Linked DNA regions of Homo sapiens: region 2 is linked to region 1. A link is an interaction called in ENCODE POLR2A ChIA-PET data of the cell type or tissue named here. Cell type or tissue: PC-9. All regions are shown on one strand.

Region 1 (2,500 bases):
ATTATCTGGACGTGGTGACATGTGCCTGTAGTCCCAGCTACTTAGGAGGCTGAGGTGAGAGGATTGCTTAAGCCTGGGAGGTCGAGGCTGCAGTGAGCCATGTTTGTGCCACTACACTCTGGCCTGGGTGACAGAGTGAGACTGCCTCAAAAAAAGAAAAAAAAAAAGCTGAACATTGGCCCTATTTACAAATTCTATTATTTGAAACTTATTTTTCAGAAACAGCTTCATGAGTTTGCCATCACAGAGCCATTAGTCACTTTCCAAGGAGAGACTGAAAACAGAGAAAAAGTTGCCGCCTCACCAAAAAGTCCCACTGCTGCACTCAATGAAAGCCTGGTGGAATGTCCCAAGTGCAATATACAGTATCCAGCCACTGAGCATCGCGATCTGCTTGTCCATGTGGAATACTGTTCAAAGTAGCAAAATAAGTATTTGTTTTGATATTAAAAGATTCAATACTGTATTTTCTGTTAGCTTGTGGGCATTTTGAATTATATATTTCACATTTTGCATAAAACTGCCTATCTACCTTTGACACTCCAGCATGCTAGTGAATCATGTATCTTTTAGGCTGCTGTGCATTTCTCTTGGCAGTGATACCTCCCTGACATGGTTCATCATCAGGCTGCAATGACAGAATGTGGTGAGCAGCGTCTACTGAGACTACTAACATTTTGCACTGTCAAAATACTTGGTGAGGAAAAGATAGCTCAGGTTATTGCTAATGGGTTAATGCACCAGCAAGCAAAATATTTTATGTTTTGGGGGTTTTGAAAAATCAAAGATAATTAACCAAGGATCTTAACTGTGTTCGCATTTTTTATCCAAGCACTTAGAAAACCTACAATCCTAATTTTGATGTCCATTGTTAAGAGGTGGTGATAGATACTATTTTTTTTTTCATATTGTATAGCGGTTATTAGAAAAGTTGGGGATTTTCTTGATCTTTATTGCTGCTTACCATTGAAACTTAACCCAGCTGTGTTCCCCAACTCTGTTCTGCGCACGAAACAGTATCTGTTTGAGGCATAATCTTAAGTGGCCACACACAATGTTTTCTCTTATGTTATCTGGCAGTAACTGTAACTTGAATTACATTAGCACATTCTGCTTAGCTAAAATTGTTAAAATAAACTTTAATAAACCCATGTAGCCCTCTCATTTGATTGACAGTATTTTAGTTATTTTTGGCATTCTTAAAGCTGGGCAATGTAATGATCAGATCTTTGTTTGTCTGAACAGGTATTTTTATACATGCTTTTTGTAAACCAAAAACTTTTAAATTTCTTCAGGTTTTCTAACATGCTTACCACTGGGCTACTGTAAATGAGAAAAGAATAAAATTATTTAATGTTTTAATATGTCTAGTGTATTCGTGTATATATAGATATTCTAAGATTCTTGTTTAAAAAAACAAATGTGTTGGACATAATCAAAATTCAAGATTTTCACAATAAAATATTTAAGACATAATTCAAAGCACATTATCAAAAAAGTGAAAATACAACCAACAGAAAGAGAAAAAATATTTTCAAACCATGTATCTGATAAGGGTCTAGTATCCAGAATATATAAAGCACCATTACAACTCAATAAATAGATATTCTAAGATTCTTACCCCCAAGGACTTATCAGGGGTTACAGATTAACACTCAGTGTAAGATGATAAGGCAGTTAAGGATACATCAGAACCGAAAACTATGTGAAGGAGTTAGAAGGAGTAGATGCTTTCACGCATCTTTCTTAAATAAATAACTCTTTATCAATAAATATGAATTTGAGTTATTTGTTACAGAGGCAAAACAATAAGCATGCCAAATTATATAGGGTTTTTTTTTCTAACCATAGAAATTATACAGATCTGTTGATGGAAATAAAATTTTGCCATTACTGTTAATCCCAGGCTCACAAGATCTTCAACTACAGTTGAACAAAAGATATGGACATATTCAGCCGCATAGTTCTTATTCCGATCCACAATGTTATAGCAAAGACCATAGTATTAAATCATAAATATATGCCATAAGGAAGTTGCTCCCCTTACAACTTTAAAGCAAGCCAGTATTACCTCTAGTTTGTAGATGTGGAACATGTCTTGGTCATCCAGTGAGCAGTGGAGTCAAGCAGAACCCAGGCCTTTGGTCCGTGCCTGTATGGAACAAGAGATGTGGTCTCATGGGATAACTGGCCAGGACATAAACCATAACAGAAGCGCCAGCCTGATGACCTCTGAAGTTTGATTCCCAGAGCCACAGGGTGATCTGGAGTTTGTTTCAAGACTCTTGTACTTTCTGTGTTTCACTGGAGGGCTGTACTTAGCTTTCCCTGCTCACTTTAGCCACCTACATCTGGGCACCAATATCAAAAAAATAACTTTGGAAAAATTGGGCAGGCTTCTTGTGGAGCTCTGCTACTGTAGAGGGGGAATTTATATATTTCCGAAGAGTAGATGATTTAGAGCAGGAAGGATTCTACTTTCCCAGATCATGTTACCAAA
Region 2 (2,500 bases), 200 kb before region 1:
TACAGGTACACACCACCATGCCTAGCTAATTTTTGTTATTTTGTAGAGATGGGGTTTCACCAGGTTGGCCAGGCTGGTCTCGAACTCCTGACTTTGTGATCCACCAACCTCGGCCTCCCTAAGTGCTGGGATTACAGGTGTGAGCCATCGTGCCTGGCCCTCACTCTTCTCTTAAAAGCTAAGTACATTAAACACTGAGTCTCAGCCTGTCGCGGTGGCTCACGCCTGTAATCCCAGCACTTTGGGAGGGCGAGGCGGGCAGATCACAAGGTCAGGAGATTGAGACCACCCTGGCTAACACGGTGAAACCCCGTCTCTACTAAAAATACAAAAAAAATTAGCCGGGCGTGGTGGCAGTTGCCTGTAGTCCCAGCTACTCGGGAGGCTGAGGCAGGAGAATGGCGTGAACCCAGGAGGCGGAGCTTGCAGTGAGCCGAGATCACGCCACTGCACTCCAGCATGGGTGACAGCAAGACTCTGTCTTAAAAAAAAATAAAATAGGAATAATAATAGCACCTCAGAGTTGCGAGATTTTTTTGAGATGTTTTATATAAACAGCTCCGCAGACAGCCAGGTGGGAGGGGGGTCCCCGGAAAAACTCCAACTGGCCTGTGCTCCTATAACACTAGTACTAATGCTGTCTGTCTACCCTGCAAGCTATCAGAACCAAGCTTCTTCACTTCTGTGAAGTTCTTTTATTTTGGGTTTATCTATTTATTACCTGCTCCCCTGTCTAGAATGTTTATCTAGTTCACAAACACAGTTTCAGAGCCTAGGACAGGGTTGGACACATATTAGAGTCTTCATGCATGTTCCGTGGAGAAATGAAGGCCAGAAAAACATTTAAGAATGTATATTACCTGCCAAAGACTGGGTTGAGAGTGTTGGGAATGTAGTGATCTCGGTCTTCAATGACTTTTTTGCCCAGTGTTATTTTTATGTAAGGGTCACACTGTGGGACAAAATAGACGGGATGTTACATCATTGTAGGGCGCAAGGTGAAGTCAAGTTCAGGGACAGACTCAGCTCGCCTCCACACCCACTCCCAGCTGATGACAAGGTGGCCGCCATGGCACCCCGTGCCTAAGACAAGGGAGCAATGCTCTCCTTTGGGTGGCATGCAGCCAGTTGTGTGGGTGCAGGGGTGGTGGCAGGGGGCGGGGGGGAGTCCTGGCTCACACCTGTAAAATGAGAAGGATGAACCAGGGGACCTTAAGCCCCCCGCAAGCTCTTAGATAAATCCCCATGGGGACAATCCTCCTGAATACATTGTTTTGATGGAGTATCTTTCCCCTAGTGAGATAACAGACGCCCAGAAAGAAAGAACATGACAATTATTGTGGCTGATGACTGTAATTATCTTGCTACAGGAGAAGGCCCCACACCCAAACTCTTACCAGGCCATTGTTGTCCTGGGGCTGGAGCTCTAAGCCTCGAACAATGTAAATCCTAACCGTGCATTCCTGTGGGACGCTGTCAGGTAATTCCCGAAACTGTCTGGGAGGGGCTGGCACGCTGGGGTCATCCGGCAGAGGGTAGATCCGAAAGGAGCCCTAAAAGAGAGAGACAGAAGGACTCACAGGGCCCTGGGTGGCCCAGGTAGAGGGCTCCTGGGAAGTCCCCTCCTCCGCCAGGGGTGTGGGATTGAAGGATGGAAGGCTGCCTTTTGTGAAAGAAATAATGTATATTGCACTTTGCATATTTCCAGTAGGGAAAGTGAAATGATTCTCAAGTAATTATTTGAGAGCTCACAGGGGAGAAGAGAGGGCAGAGCAGAAACTGGGAGTCAAGAGGAGAACATGGGCCAGTGTGATGGAGGAGGTGGTGGTGAGAAAGAGTGAAATACTGCACATTCTTTGAAGATAGGAATAACAATAATTACATTTTAAACCCAACGAAATACCAACAGTGATTCCGCTTTTCCTGTAGCACCTCTGTACTCCACCTCCCACTCCCAGGCAAACTCCTGTTTATCTTTCAAATCTCAGCTGAAAGGTGTCACTTCCTCCAGGAAACCTCCCTGACTGCTCCTGGGCTTGGTATGTCCTCTGGGTGCTCTCATCCAACCCCATACTCACCCCTGGCACAGCACTGGCCTCTGCATTGAGATAATCTATTTATTCTCTAGATCCTTCATTAGACTGTGGGCTTCTAGAGACGGGTGAGGGGAGCATAAAGTCTTGTTCATCACCCTATCTCCAGGGCCTAACACAGGACTAGGCATATAGTAACGCCACAAAAATTGTATTTTGAAGGAGCGAGCCAACAAGACCTGCTGGAGAGGCCACATATTTTGCCTTAAAACCAGGAGAAAGCACTGAAGCCGGATTCAGAACATACAGGTCTTAGTTCCAGTGGTCTTTATTCAGTCAAGCAGCATGGAATAAGCACCTACTATGTGCCAGGTACTAGGGACCCACAAAAGAACTCAAAGACTCCCGTCTGGCACAGCGATGTTCAGTAGGGTTGGCTCTTGTGCCATATGTGATTGCTTGGTGGG

Evidence for each region. ChIA-PET counts read pairs that join two places held together with the same protein. Peaks named below come from ENCODE experiments on the same cell type or tissue, not always from the same donor. Only the 100,000 strongest peaks of a DNase experiment are listed, where the experiment ranks them.
Region 2: POLR2A ChIA-PET joins it to region 1 with 5 read pairs; 2 of 35 experiments call an interaction of 5 or more read pairs at or near these places.

What each region holds. Positions count from the first base shown.
Region 1 is chr10:93,527,731-93,530,230 of GRCh38, forward strand. CEP55 (centrosomal protein 55) reads left to right here. Exons shown (of 9, transcript NM_018131.5): 9 at 220-1,362. The coding sequence ends at 423. Among named protein-coding and RNA genes, the nearest start is that of CEP55, 32 kb to the left of the region's middle. In PC-9, no CTCF peak of the experiment used is centred here; no DNase peak of the experiment used is centred here.
Region 2 is chr10:93,332,361-93,334,860 of GRCh38, forward strand. It overlaps MYOF (myoferlin), which reads right to left. Exons shown (of 54, transcript NM_013451.4): 42 at 1,398-1,553; 43 at 861-952. Among named protein-coding and RNA genes, the nearest start is that of MYOF, 150 kb to the right of the region's middle. RefSeq lists an enhancer at 1,552-2,500. In PC-9, no CTCF peak of the experiment used is centred here; a DNase peak (open chromatin) is centred at 1,391; H3K27ac peaks cover 1,981 bases.